Linked DNA regions of Homo sapiens: region 1 is linked to region 2. Evidence: read pairs that join two places in POLR2A ChIA-PET (ENCODE). Cell type or tissue: HepG2. All regions are shown on one strand. Links, peaks and the distances in the headings refer to the core of each region. The heading gives the core; the rest is flanking DNA.

Region 1 (7,694 bases), core at 2,542-6,541, 140 kb after region 2:
TTCTCCCCTTCGTAAATCAACTAATTCTAGGGCGCTAGACACGGCTAAGACTGCTTTAATTACTACTTTTTGCGTGATCTTGATTTGAATACATTTCTTTATCTCATTGCAAGTCAGTTTTCATCTATGAAATGAGCATCCCCACCCATCTCCGAAATTCTGTGGCTAATATCAATATGACTAGTTATATGGGTACTAAAAATGAAATAGTGGATTAGCTAATGAAGACACCCAAGCGACCTGAAGCAGGCAGCAATCCACTTGGTAATTCCGTTATGCCTTTTTATAAAAATACTTTTATGGCTTTTCTAATTTTTTTTTTTTTTTCGGAGACAGAGTCTCCGAACTCTCCCAGGCTGAAGTACAGTGGTGCAGTCTCAGCTCACTGCAACCTCTGCCTCCTGGGTTCAAGCAATTCTCATGCCTCAGGCTCCTGAGTAGCTGGAATTACAGGCGTGCACCACCACGCCCAGCTAATTTTTGTATTTTAGTAGAGATGGGGTTTTGCCATGTTGACCATGGCTGGTCTCAAACTCGTAACCTCAAGTCATCCACCCACTTCAGCCTCCCAAGTGCTGGGATTACAGGCATGAGCCACCGCACCCGGCCTCTAATCTGATCTTAAAAGCCATTTTCTATATTTGAAGTTTTAATTTAATTAAACAAAAAGTTCAAGGGGGGAATTTTATTCAAAAATATCTTGAAACATAATCCTCTTGGTGTCAAAGAATAAGATAAATCCCTTCACAAATGTGGCCACTAAACGTCATCCTCTCATCCCCCCATATGTGTTCTGCTGAATGACTGGCGGTCAGGACTATGTAATAGGGATTGGTTATAGCCAGGGATGGGGGAAAGAAGTTGGTAAATGCCATAGCTGCTTGCCCTAAAGATTTTCAGTCAGCCTTGGAGATGTTACCTATAAATCTCTATAGTTCGGAGGCCACTCAAGTCCACTTTCAAATTGGGTCCATGTTCTGGCCCATTTGAGAAGGAGCCAGGCAAGTCAGCCTGTAGGCTTGCCCAAGTAACAGTCTAAGAATTAGGCCCTTTTCTGCTGGGCACAGTGGCTCACGCCTGTAATCCCAGCACTTTGGGAGGCTGAGGTGGGTGGATCACAAGGTCAGGAGTTCGAGACCAGCCTGGGCAACATAGTGAAACCCCGTCCTACTAAAAATACAAAAATTAGCCCGGCATGGTGGCATGCAGCTGTAGTCCCAGCTATTCGGGAGGCTGAGGCAGGAGAATCGCTTGAACCCGGTAGGCGAGGGTTGCAATGAGCCGAGATCACACCATTGCACTCCACCCTGGGCAACAGAGTGAGACTCTGTCTCAAGAAAAAAAAAAAAAAAGATTTAGGCCCTTTTCCTTGAAGGGACTGAGGTGGTCCACAAGGAGTGGCTCTCTGATTGTAACTAAGCCACTAATGGAGACATGCAATTATTTTAGCTGTGTCTTAGTCCGTTCAGGCTGTTGTAACAAAATACCTTAGACCAGGTAATTTATAAGCAACAGAAATTTATTACTTATAGTTCTGGAGGCTGGGAAGTCCCAGATCAAGGCACCAACAGAATCAGAGTCTTGTGAGGTCCCACTTTCTCTGGATGGTGCCACCTATGTGTTCTCATGTGGCAGAAGGGCAGAGGGGACAAACAAACACCCTTAAGCCTCTTATATGAGGGCACTAATCCCATTCATGAGTGCTCCATCCTGAGGCTGATCACCTCCCAAAGGCCCCACCCTCTAATATCATCACCTTGGTGATTAGGTTTCAACATATGAAATTTTTTGTGGGGAGGGACACAAACATTCAGACTGTAGTGGCTGTTTTATTTATGGAATGAAAATCTTTTAGGCATTTTCTCAAGGACTGACTCACCTTGAGTGTAAAACAATTTCAGTGTCACCTAATTTATAGTAACTTTTACATGATTAAGGCAATGATATAGTCTAGAGCATGATGTCCCTGTATTATAGTGTATTGGTCCATTCTCACACTGTTATAAAGAACTGCCCAAGACTGGGTAGTTTATAAAGGAAAGAGGTTTAATTGACTCACAGTTCTGCAGGGGCGGGGAGGCCTCAGGAAACTTAACAATAATGGCGGAAGGGGAAGCAAACACATCCTTCTTCACATGGCAGCAGGAAGGAGAAGTGGCGAGCAAAAGGGGGAAGAACCCCTTATAAAACCACCAGATCTCATGAGAACTCACTCACTATCATGAGAACAGCATGAGGGTAACTGCCCCCATGATTAAATTTCCTCCCACTGAGTTCCTCCCATTAAACATGGGGATTATGGGAACTACAAGTCAAGATGAGATTTGGGTGGGGACACAGACAAACCATATCATATAGAAAAGGATGCTTTGATAATGTCTGAAGATATATTCTCTGGGCTTAAAATTCAACAACTGTTTAGCCTGTTAATCAAGATTTATTCCTGCATATCATGCTTCGAATTGTTTTCAAATTGCTCTTTACTTCAAGTATCAGTATAGCCTGATATCAGGTAGTTTTCCTCCGACCTCTAGTGTTAACCAGTGCATGCATTAGTCATTCAGGTGAAAAGTGCTATGTGCTAGATTGAATTAATTGAGTGAACTGGTTGCTTTCATGTGTCTTAACATGGACGTGCAATATTTAGACCAACCGCAGGCATAAGGTCATTATCCCCCTGTATTAATTTGCTAAGGTTGTCATGACAAAATACTCGACTGGTGGTTCAAACAACAGAAATTTATTTTCTCACAGTTCTGGAGGCTGGAGGTCCGAGATCTTGGTGTTGCAGGTTTGGTTCCTCCTGAGGCCTCTCTCTTTTGCTCGCAGACGGCCGCCTTCTCACTGTATCGTCACATGGTCTTTCCTCTGTGCACATGCACATTCCTGGTCTCTTGGTGTGTCCAAATTTCCTGTTCTTATAATTTTTTTGAGACACGGTATCGCTCTGTCACCCAGGCTGGAGTGCAGTGGCGCGATCTCGGCTCGCTGCAACCTCCACCTCTGGGTTTCAAGCAATTCTCCTGCCTCAGCCTCCTGAGTAGCTGGGATTACAGGCTTGCACCACCACACCTGGCTAATTTTTGTATTTTTAGTAGAGACGGGGTTCTACTCTTCACCATGTTGGCCAGGATGGTCTCGAACTCCTGACCTCAAGTGATCAGCCCGCCTTGGCCTCTCAAAGTGCTGGGATTACAGGCGTGAGCCACCACACCCGGCCAGGACTCCTGTTCTTATTAGGGCCCAGGCTAATGGCCTCATTTTAACTTAGTCACTTCGTTAAAGGCCCTGTCTCCAAATGCAGTAACTTTCTCAAGTACTGGGAGTTAGGACTTCAAATGTGAATTTTGTGGGGGACACAGTTCAGCTCATAACACCGCCTCCATGAGTGATCCACTGGAAATTCACATTTGGGAACAGAGAAATGTTAGTAGAAGGGAGCTTTGAGGCTCTGAACCAGGAGCCTACCCCTGTGCAGGAGGCTCTTCTGCTTAACCACTTGAAGGTTTGCGGAGTTTTCTCCATAAAAGGAAGCCATTTATTCCTCTGGAGCTAAAATATGCCTCCCTCCAACTGCTCTTCTCTGTTCCCAGGGCTGCCTTGTGGAACTACAGAGAATAAACTCACCTCCTTTTTCCACATGGCAGCCCTCTAAGTATTTGAAAACATTTATCATGTCTTTCCTTTAATCTTTTCTTCTCTAGGCAAAACATCTCCCGAGAAAATAACCTGTCTCACATTAAAAGAAAAACTCCAGGGCTTATATATATTTCAGACAGGAATGTGCTTGATGGAAGCTTGCCAAACATCACTGGGTTTCAATTTCAGTATCCCCAGTTTTAAGAACCATTTCTTTCTCAGACTCTTTAAAACATGAGAACAACTTAGTTTGCTTTAAGCCAAATATTATATACTGAAAGAATTGACTGGAGGACATGAGTCATTGATACTGAAGTATGTGACTGCTGGTATAAGGGAATCCCTTACCTCAAGGATGTTGCAAAATGAGCTGAAGTCAAATAAAGTGAAGAAAACATCAATATATGTTGACATGGATTCCTAACCCTGGAATGATCAGTCACCCTTCTGGTACTTCACTCAACAAGATGATTAGCATACAGCCTTACACAAAGCAGTAGCTAGAGATTAGAGCAAGAGAATTCCTGCTTTCCAGATAACTGTTAGCTGTAAATAAAGTGGCAGATTGATAGTGTCCAACCAAATAGTCAGGGAGCAGAGCCAAGGTTTGCTCTCAAGCAGCCTCCTGCCAAGCCCTGTGACCTCACCGTGTAAGCTTAGCATTATGGACTGAAGGTTTGTGTCCCCCTAAACGTACATGTCGAAATCCTAACTCTAAGGTGATGTGGTATTTGGAGGGAAAGCCTTTGTGAGGTACTTAGGTCATGAGGGTGGAGCCCTCATGAATGGGATTAGTGTCCTTCCCTTTCACCATGTGAGGTTACAGGGAGCAGTCTGCAGTCCAGAAGAATCCAGGACTACCAGATCCCAACCACACTGGCCTCCTGATCTCTGACTTTCAGCCTGCAGGATTGTGGAAAATAAAAGTGTTCCTTGTTTATAAGCCACCTGGTTTATATGGTGCTTTTATAGCAGCCCAAATGGACTAGGACAATGAACAAAAAGTATGATGTCTTCTCATGCTTGTCAAAATCCTGGTCCTAAGTATTCCCCTAATCAAGTCCATTTCTGTTGAGTATGTTCAAATACCTTAGGATTCTTTGTCAGTGTTATCTTGATAGATGTCTGGCCATTGGAATCTGATGCTGTTTCGAGTCTTCATCCCTTATGTAGCTCATGGACTCCTTTTGGTCTTCAGTTTTCTGAATATCTTGTAATGAGGACTCTCCACGTGAATCCGTTTCCATTCAATGTGCGGGGTTCTTTGAGCTCTTTCGGTCTAGAAACTCATACACTTGGCTGGATGCAGTGGCTCATGCCTGTAATTCCAGTGCTCTGGGAGGCCAAGGTGGGAGGATCACTTGAGCCCAGGGGTTTGAGACTAGCCTGGGCAACACAGCAAGACCCCGTCTCTACAAAAAAATAAAAATAAAAAAATTATCTAGGTGTGGTGTTGCATGCCTGTAGTTCCAGCTACTCCAGAGGCTCAGGCAGGAGAATCGCTTGAGCCCAGGAGGTTGAGGTTACAATGAATCTCACCATTTACACTGTAGCCTGGGTGACAGAGTGAGACCCTGTCTCTAAGAAAAGAAAAGAAAAATTCATGTACCTCATTTCTGGGAAATTTTTTTACATATATCTATACCTTTTCATTTGGTCTATTTCATAGAGTTGCCTAGGTAAAGAAATAAATATATGTGGACTCAAGGAGAGAAATAATATTTATTCTACATCACTTTTATTATTTGAGTTTTTAATGTTTATTTTCCCGTTGCTTTTTAAAGTGATTTTAAAATTCTCTTTTAGTGTTTCTGTTGTATCATAACAATTCCTTTGAGGAACTATTCTTCAGAGTATTTATCTTGGATTTTGAATAGCAATAACCATGTCTATACAAACATGTCCAGTTCAACTGGACCATAAAACTCAATTAGTTGATATTTATCTATGTGCATAGCATGCAGCAGAGAGCCTGCCCATCCTGTAGATAACCTGACAGTGTCATTTAGATTCAGGGTGTGTATAGATAGATAGATACAGACAGATATCTATCTATACACACCCTGAATCTAAAAGACAGGTGTCTGTCTATCTATCTATCTATCTATCTATCTATCTATCTATCTATCTACTATCTATAACTATCTAGATATAGATATATCTCTATATAGATATATATATATAGATATAGATATATATATCTATATAGAGATATATCTCCTCTTTTACAGTTATCCAATTTGGAGCTGTATTTCACTCAACTTTAAATTATCTTGGAGCATTTCAAAGGAATAACAGGAGGTGAGGTCACCCCACTGATTGCCAGGGTTGACTTGGCTGATCGGGCTGGCTAGGCGGGTGTCCCCTTCCTCCCTCACCACTCCATGGGCGTCCCTCCCGAAGCTGCACACTTGGTTGAAGAGGATGACCATCCCTGATAGAGGAGGACTGGTCTTCGGTCAAGGGTGTACAAGTAGCTGCGCTCCCCTGCTAGAACCTCCAAACACGCGCTCAAGGTCCATTTAAAGGAATAACAGTGGCATCGATTCTCTGTTCTATTTCATCTGTCCTTTTCCAGCAAGAAGAAAAGAGACCCTACTGGTTTTTGGCTTCTTTTCCTCCAAGGGCGATGCCAGGTTAAAGAGAAAATGAGAGGAGAGGAGGCCAGGGAGGGTTGAATTTAGTGTGCAAGTCCATTCTTCCATTCCGTGACACTCATATTTGGGTTAAATACCTAAGCATCCTTGGAGGAAGTTGGAGAGCCTAATATTGGTTTTAATTCTGAGTGTAGTGGTCCCTGTCCCCTCCCTTTCAGGAAAAATAGAGGAAAGTAGCCTGCTTTATTGCAGCCATCTGTCCACTGGTCCCGCCTCCAGACTGCCCACTCCGAGGCCTCTCCCGTTCTCTTCCTGTGTCACTGCTTGGTTTTTTGTTTTTGTTTTTTATAGAGATGGGATCTTGCTGTGTTGCCCAGGCTGGTCTCGCACTCCTGGCCTCAAGCAATCCTCCCATCTCGGCCTCCCCAAGTGCTGGGATTACAGGCATGAGCCACCTCGCCCGGCCTGTGTCACTACTTTGTGCTGTCACACTGTGGACCACTGTTTCCATGTTTTAATCCTCTCCACATGTGGCTTTGCTGCCACTTTCTCCCTCATTGCCCCTAATCCCTGTCCATTCCCAGGGTCCTTTTTCAGATTCCTCTTCCTCAGGGTTCCAGGCCATTCTTATTTCATGGACATCATTCCGTTCGGGTGATCCCACAGATTCGCACTGCATCTTTCATCTTGTGGGCACCGTGACTTTGGACTCCTCCCTCACCTTCGTCACTACTGCATCCATCTGTTTTGTTGCTTCAGTCTCTTCCTCCCGTCATCACAGCCTGGTTGCCTTTTCTAAATCACAGTCAAATTCGGTGCCACCATCCCCTGCCTCAAGCCTCCAATGGCTCCCTATAGTCTTCAGAACCAGCAGCACAAAGTTCTTTTTTAAAGAAACAAACCAGCTTTTGTGAGCTGTAATTCACATACTATGCAGTTGACCCATTTAAAGTACACAGTTCAGTGGTTTTTGCTATATTCACAGAGTTGTATAACCACCCCCACAATCAACTGTGGGACATTTTCTTTTCTTTCTTTCTTTTTTTTTTTTGAGAGGGAGTCTTGCTCTGTTGCCCAGGCTGGAGTGCAATGACGCGATCTCAGCTCACTGCAACCTTCACCTCCTGGGTTCAAGTGATTCTCATGCCTCAGCCTCCCGAGTAGCTGGGATTACAGGCGTGCGCCACAATGTCTGGCTAAATTTTGTATTTTTAATAGAGATGGGATTTCACCATGTTGACCAGGCTGGTCTTGAACTCCTGACCTCAAGTGATCTGCCCGCCTCGGCCTCCCAAAGTGTTGGGATTATAGGTGTGAGCCACCACACCTGGCCAGGACATTTTCATTACCTCATAAAGAAACTCCATCCTGGTTAGCTGTCACTCCCTCTCCCGCCAAAACCCCCAGTCTTAGGTAACCACTAACTACTTTATGTCTATGGATTCGCCTCTTGTAGAC
Region 2 (7,694 bases), core at 1,153-5,152:
AATGCAAGACCATGAGCCCAGCTTCATACTGGTGGTATTTTTGGGGGATAATTAAGCTGTGTAACATGTAGCTTTTGATTTCCTTTTACAACTTCTCTCCTTAACACCTATAGATTTATTATCATCAAAATACAATGTAGTCTGGGCACAGCGGCTCACGCCTATAATCCCAGCACTCTGGGAGGCCGAGGCAGGTGGATCACCTGAGGTCAAGAGTTCGAGACCAGCCTGGCCAACATGGTGAAACCCTGTCTCTACCTGAAAATACAAAAATTAGTCAGGCATGGTGGCAGGCGCCTGTAATCCCAGCTACTCGGTAGGCTGAGGCATGAGAATCACTTGAACCAGGGAGGTGGAGATTGCAGTGAGCCAAGATCATGCCATTGCACTCCAGCCTGGGCGACAGAGCAAGACTCAGTCCCAAAGAAAAGGAAAAACATACAATGTAAAAAGCACAATCCAAGGAGCTGAAAACGCAAGAGAGAACTGCCTACCACCTTTGCTTGCCAGGAATTCACAGACTATTGGGAGAGAGAACACAAATATGAAACAATAAACAACCTATGGGTGGAATTGGGCTGAGCAACCAGGACCAGAAGCTTCTAGTGATGCCCCAATGCCCATTTCCCTTCTTCAGTAAGACAACCCTCCTGCCTCCTTCCACTAGATAAGACTGTAGCCATGTGGAACAGAGACTGTACTTATGGAATCCTTTATGGCAGTTTCATGTAAGTAAATTCTGTCTAGTGGGATGCAAGCAGAAAGGACAAGTGCAGTTTCTGACAGGGAGTCTTAAAGGAAAAGGACAATCCATTCCTCTTCCCTGCCTGTTAGAGCCTTGGCAGCCATCTTGAATCAGGAGGTGAGTTTGGAAGTGGAAGTCGCTCGTGGCAGAACTACCCATGGGAGAATCCCGGGGATCTGACTCTGAGGGGTGCAGCTCCTACCCTGGACTGCCCACCTCCATTCTTTTATGTGAAAGAGAAGTAAACTTCAATCTAACTTAAGCCATTGTTATTTTGGGTTTTTGTCATTGTAAGCAAGTTTAATCCTAACTATTAAAAAGGTACAGTTCTATAAGCACTCGCCACCTCCCCCAAATCCTACCAGGTGACCTTCATTCAGCAAGTGACTTAACCTTCCCCAGGGTGGCTGTGAGAACCCAGTGAGATCAACCCATGAGAGACCAGGAAAAAGCTCGCGGGGTTTTGAGTTGGCCTGTGTGATGCAGTGTGACTGGGGGAAACAAAGGAAGAAAACTAATACCCAGGACTCATCAATTCACAATTTCCTGAAGTGCTTCACGGTCAGCATGTGCAGAATAATTTCTAAAACTGTGTAGCCTTAGTCCCAGGGAGGCTGAGCTGGGAGGATCACCTGAGCCCAGGAGGTCGAGGCTGCAGTGAGCCGTGATCATGCCACTGCACTCCAGCCTGGATGACAGGGTGAGACCCTGTCTCAAAAATTTATTTATTTATTTGTTTGTTTATTTATTTATTTAATTAAATAAAACCATGTAGCACAGACATTAAGTTCTTTGTAGATTCAGAGCTGATAAAATTTGTGTGCTGCAGTAAATGATTAAAGGTTTGATGAGGGAGATGAAGTATGAGTGGGGTGTTAAGAAATGAATCCGATTTGGTATGCAAGTCATGACTCCTAACTACAAGTTATGGAAAATCAACCCTGTTTGGAAAAACAAAAAAAAAGTGGGTGGGGAGGAGGTTGGTGGTTGAATCATGTAATTAAAAAGGCAAGAAGTAAGCTCAGGGAAGGCTGGATGGAGACCAAATGATGTCATTAGGATGCGGTCTCAGCTCTGCTTTCCTGAGTTCATTGCATTTTCATAAGGCAAGGAGTGGTGTCTGGCAGCTGTGGATGTACATCCTATCAGCTCAGCAACCCAGGTGGAAAATACCTTCTTCCTTAGGGCTGCAGAGAAACCCTCAACCTACCTGACTCCCTGTGCCTCTGATTCTGCAGACCTGGGTCATGTTCCCACCCCTGGAGTGGATAGGGGCAGAAGAATGTAGCCTCAGCCCCATCCAAACTGCAAGAATTAAGAGTTCCAAAAGGGTGGTTTTCCAAAAGGAAAAGTGAGGTGCTATTGGCAGGAGAAGGGGAGTTGATGCTGGGAGGAATGTTATTCGAGTGTTATGGCAGAGGAGAGAAAAAGCAAAGAAAGAAAGTCTAGAATGAGTGGAATAACATGAGCTGAATGGAAGAGAAAACTCAAGTAGGCAAGACAAGTGCTGGCAAGGGACCACCTTCCTTTGTATTATTTCTCTCTCTCTCTCTCGTTTTTTTTTTTTTTTTTGAGCCGGAGTCTCACTCTGTCACCCAAGCTGGAGTGAAGTGGCGCAATATCGGCTCACTTTAACCTCTGCCTCCCGGGTTCAAGTGATTCTCCTGCCTCAACCTCCCGAGTAGCTAGGATTACCACATGGTGGGAGTAGCCACCATGCCCGGCTAATTTTTGTATTTTTTGTAGAGACGTGGTTTAATCATGTTGACCAGGCTGGTCTCGAACTCCTGACCTCAGGTGATCCACCCGCCTCGGCCTCCCAGAGTGCTGAGATGACAGGCATGAGCCCCGCCAGGGGATCCCCTTCTTCTTTGCTGCACTAGTTTGCTTGGACTCTCATAACAAAATAAGCGGCATCAACAACGGAAATTTATCGTGGAGACTGGAATTCTGGAGTTCCAAGTTTCCTCTGAGGCCGCTCTCCTTGGCTTGCAGATGGCCTCCCTCTTGCTGCCCTGCTCTGCTCATGTGTCCCCGGTATCACTTCCTCTTTTTTATAAGGACACCAGTCACATTGGATTAGGGCCCACCCATAGGACCGTATTTAATCTTGATTACCTCTACAAAGGCCCTATCTCTAACTATAGTAACAGTCTGAGGTACTGGGGATTAGGACTTCAACATGTGAATTAGGTGGGGGGACCCAGTTCAGCCCATGTCACTCACTGTTGTCCAAAGGGCAGTAATGAAATGCATGGATTGGGGATTTCTTATACATTTATAAAAAATGCAGTAGTTACAGCTGGATGGTGTGAGCAGCCAGTTCTCAGCAAATCTTCCTTATGATCCTTGTCAAAAGACAAAATTACAACAAATTTAGTTTAAAGATCTCTAGTGGCTTTATTTGCGATTCGAGAATCGTGCAACACTTCATTCCATAAAATAGAATGAGTGTTCTGATGAGCTGAGCAGAGAAGGGTGGATTTATAGGCAGAAAAAGTGCTGAAGAAAGCAGAAACAAAGAACAAAAAGCAGATTGGTCATTTCAAAGTTATTTCCCTTGTAAGGTGGGGACAGAACAATAGAAAAATTACTGACTGGGTATGATCAGTTTACTTCAGATTAAGGGTTAAAAGAGGGGCATTCATTATCATGCCGATCGAAGACAGAAACTGGCCTGGTTGGGAGGGAGATTGCCAGTTATCTCTCTCTCCTGATTTCTCAGAAGATCAGCTTGACAGTTTTAGTTTGGTGCCTGGGAACCTCAGCATTAGTGACATCATTTTGATCTTTAGTCTGGTCTGGTGGGGGCTTTTGCAGGAGCTCAGTCCAAAACAATGGACTCCGATAATTTTTTTTTTTTTTTTTTGAGACGGAGTCTTGCTCTCTCGCCCAGGCTGGAGTGCAATGGCAGGATCTGGACTCACTGTAACCTCCGCCTCCTGGGTTCAAGTGATTCTCCTGCCTCAGCTTCCCAAGTAGCTGGGATTACAGGCACCTGCCACCACACACAGCTAATTTCTATATTTTTAGTAGAGACGGGCTGGTCTCATGTTGGCCAGGCTCGTCTCAAACTCCCGACCTCAGGTGATCCACCTGCCTCGGCCTCCCAAAGTGCTGGGATTACAGGAGTGAGCCACCGCGCCCGGCCTGCTAATTTTTATATAACACTCTAAATCAGTGAAACCTGCCATCATGAAAATTAAATCCGTCTTCTAGAGAAACTAGGCTTCCAGAAAGCTCAGCCCACTGGAATGGCAGTGCATAGCCAAAACCAAGCAAATAAACAAAAGGAAGAATTGCAACCAAGGAACCCACAAATCAAAGGTGCAGTTACACAAAGGCTCTGCAACTTGTCAGTTATCTATGGGAAGGCCAGTGACACTCCAAGTAGCCAGCCTTATTGGGCAAAGCTAAGACATGTAGGGTCAGGATGGATGGAAGGCACATTGCCTAATGCAGTGTTCTGTTCTGTTCATAGCAGACACACAGGAAGCAGTGGCTAGATGAATTTATCAAAAATGAGCAGAAGGAAGAAGAAAGAATCTCTGTGGTATTGGTGAGTTGTTTGTTCTGACAATAGACATAGAGCAAAAAACTCCTGACTTCCAGGGCAGGGAGATGAGAGTGGAGAGGCAAAGGCCACTTGAGCTTTGATTCAGAAGCACTTGAAGCCTTAAGTATGAGATAAGTTACCTCCAGAATGTGTGTGTGGAAGGGAGGGGAGGTAAGAGGAGGGGCAAGCAACGTGTTACGTTCCTGGATCACCTAACCAAAAATAGAGACACTCCCCACCCCCAGCACTAGAGACACCCCCATCCCCAGCACTAGAGACATCCCCCACCCCCAGCACTAGAGACACCCCCCACCCCCAGCACTTTGGGAGGCCAAGACGGGAGGATTGTTTGAACCTAGGAGTTCAAGACCAGCCTGGGCAAGATGGTGAGATCCTGTCTCTACAAAAAAAAAAATTTTTTATTAGCCAGGGAGGGTGGCACGTGACTGTAGTCCCAACTACTTGGGATGCTAAAGAGGACTGCTTGAGCCTCGGAATTCAAGGCAACATCGAGCTATGATGATGCCACTGCCCTCCAGCTTCGGCAGCAAAGTGAGACCCTGTCTCTAAGAAAAAAGAGAGATTCCCTCTAGCCCCCACCAGCCTCATCCTATGTCATCTACCATCTGTCCACTCTATTTCCTAGCACTTATCAATATATGAAATCATCTTATATAATTGTTTAATTACTTTAATATTCCATCCCCACCACCTCCAGATTATAAGTGCTATGAAGGGGCCTTCAGGTGGTTCCTCACCATGTCTTAGTAGCCAGAACAGGACCTACCTAGCATATACTCGGTGCCCAGAAACATTGTTTAATGAATAAAAGAGAAAGAGCAAAGGATATCAGAGATTTCTGTAATAAAATAAAGGTAACCATGTGTTGGGAACAGGCCCCCCAAAATCTGGCCATAAACTGGCCCCAAAACTGGCCATAACCAAAATATCTGCGGCACTGTGACATGTTCATGATGGCCATGACGCCTATGCTGGAAGGTTGTGGGTTTACTGGAATGAGGGCAAGGAATACCTGGCCCACCCAGGGTGGAAAACTGCTTAAAGGCGTTCTTAAACCCCAAACAATAGCATGAGTGATCTGTGTCTTAAGGACGTGCTCCTGCTGCAGATAACTAGCCAGAGCCCATCCCTTTATTTCGGCCCATCCCTTTATTTCCCATAAGGAATTCTTTTAGTTAATCTATAATCTATAGAAACAATGCTTATCACTGGCTTGCTGTCAATAAATACATGGGTAAATCTCTGTTCGAGGCTCTCAGCTCTGAAGGCTGTGAGACCCCTGATTTTCCACTCCACACCTTTATACTTCTGTGTGTGTGTCTTTAATTCCTCTAGCACCACTGGGTTAGGGTCTCCCTGACCGAGCTTGTCTCGGCAACCATGTCCAAGTAATTAATCATTCTGTGGGGAGCTTGGGGATCCTGAATGCTTCATTCCCTGAAATTGATGCATAGTCAGTGTATACATTTTGGTTAGAAAATCTGTGATGACATCATGAAAAATCAGCATTGTTTTCCTGTTCCTTTTGCAATATTAATAGTAAAAACATGATCTCCTAGGAGCGTTATTGAACTTTTATGTACGTATGTATGTATCTAGAGATGGGGTTCTTGCTATGTTGCCCAGGCTGGCCTCGAGCTCCTAGGCTCAAGGGATTCTGCTGCCTCAGCCTCCCAAGTAGCTGGGACTACAGGCACACACCACTGCCCCTGGCCTAAACTTTTAGTGAATTTATCTATTAACCATGTCTTCTTTTCTGTAATCTGATGCTTTGACATCTGGGGCCTTGCTGACCCTGGAAGGGTCAATTCCTAGAGATACTAAACAACTCAGTGGTAAGCATATTTCTCAAATGTAAACCAAAAACTCCAGAGCCCAAACCTAACCACCTCCTTTATGGAGCCCTCATACTCTAGGCCACCACCCACCTGCCCTTACCACCCCAGGGCTGGGTACCAGACAGCTAGGGACAGCCCATGTGCTCCATAGCTCACAGAGTTTACTCAAACTGGGCTGGGTGCGGTGGCTCACGCCTGTAATCCCAGCACTTTGGGAGACCAAGGCGGGCGGATCACGAGGTCAGGAGATCGAGACCATCCTGGCTAACAACATGAAACCCTATCTCTACTAAAAGTACAAAAAATTAGCCGGGCGTGGTGGCGGGTGACTGTAGTCCCAGCTACTCGGGAGGCTGAGGCAGGAGAATGGCGTGAACCTGGGAGGCAGAGCTTGCAGTGAGCTGAGATCACGCCACTGTACTCCAGCCTGGCCAACAGAGCCAGACTCCGTCTCAAAAAAAAAAAAAAAAAAGAATTTACTTAAACTGGCCAATCCTAAATTGCCTGCTCTGCCTCATCTGTTTCTTCCTTTGGAAACCACAATAAAGGCTCTTGCTACCCACAGTTTCTATCATCACTCCCCCACTCCCCCAGCCCCCTACCTCTAGCCTTCTGACCAACCCTGGCATTTCCCTGTGTGGCCCCCAATGGCACGATGTGCCCCTTTCTCTTGGGAACTGTGAGTATCAAACTGTCTTTTCAATGGCAGTCATCTCCTGATCTGTTGGCCTTAGTATACCTAAGATTTTCTATTACTACATTATATTTTAATAACAATATACCAATTAAGGCCGGGCTCAGTGGCTCACACCTATAATCCCAGCACTTTGGGAGGCCAAGGTGGGCAGATCACCTGAGGTCAGGAGTTCAAGACCAGCCTGGTCAACATGGTGAAACCCATCTCTACTAAAAATACAAAACATGAGCCAGGTGTGGTGGCCCACGCTTGTAGTCCCAGCTACTGTGGAGGCTGAGGTGGGAGAATCGCTTAAACCGGGAGGTAGAAGTTGCAGTGAGCAATCACGCCACTGCACTCCAGCCTGGGTGATGGAGCAAGATTGCATCTCAAAAACAAACAAAAAACAAAACACAGACAATATACCAAAACACAGACAATATACAGTGACATGTTCAACTGTAAATAACAGAAAACCCAATTCAAACTGCCTTAAGCCATAAAGGAGACAGGATGTGGATTGAGAGTTGGGGCAGCCTCCAGGGTTCGTTTATTTCAGTCTCTGGTGATGTCTTCAAGGCCCTACTGTCCATCTGTCATCTGGGTTCTGGAACAGCAGATTGATCCTTTACTCCCAGGCCCACGTGCATCTCCTTCCAAGCCTAGGGAGAGAGACCAGGGCTCCTCTGGAAGCTGTCTGAGAAGAATGGGCAGCTTCATTCCCAAGAGCTCCTGCAAGTACCTTTGCAAAATTGGAGTATGTGCTCATCCCTGGCTAAGAAAAGAATTATGTTGATGAATTTGGGCCTGAGCCAAATGACTTCCCTGGAATCACAAGGGCAGTCAGTCAACTTTCCA

The links. ChIA-PET counts read pairs that join two places held together with the same protein. Peaks named below come from ENCODE experiments on the same cell type or tissue, not always from the same donor. Only the 100,000 strongest peaks of a DNase experiment are listed, where the experiment ranks them.
Region 1: POLR2A ChIA-PET joins it to region 2 with 5 read pairs; 3 of 35 experiments call an interaction of 5 or more read pairs at or near these places.

What each region holds. Positions count from the first base shown.
Region 1 is chr6:151,313,718-151,321,411 of GRCh38, forward strand. All of the region lies in intron 3 of AKAP12 (A-kinase anchoring protein 12), which reads left to right. It also overlaps the pseudogene RN7SKP268. Among named protein-coding and RNA genes, the nearest start is that of ZBTB2, 74 kb to the right of the region's middle. In HepG2, for the core only: no CTCF peak of the experiment used is centred there; a DNase peak (open chromatin) is centred at 4,194.
Region 2 is chr6:151,177,735-151,185,428 of GRCh38, forward strand. No RefSeq gene overlaps it. Among named protein-coding and RNA genes, the nearest start is that of AKAP12, 58 kb to the right of the region's middle. In HepG2, for the core only: no CTCF peak of the experiment used is centred there; no DNase peak of the experiment used is centred there.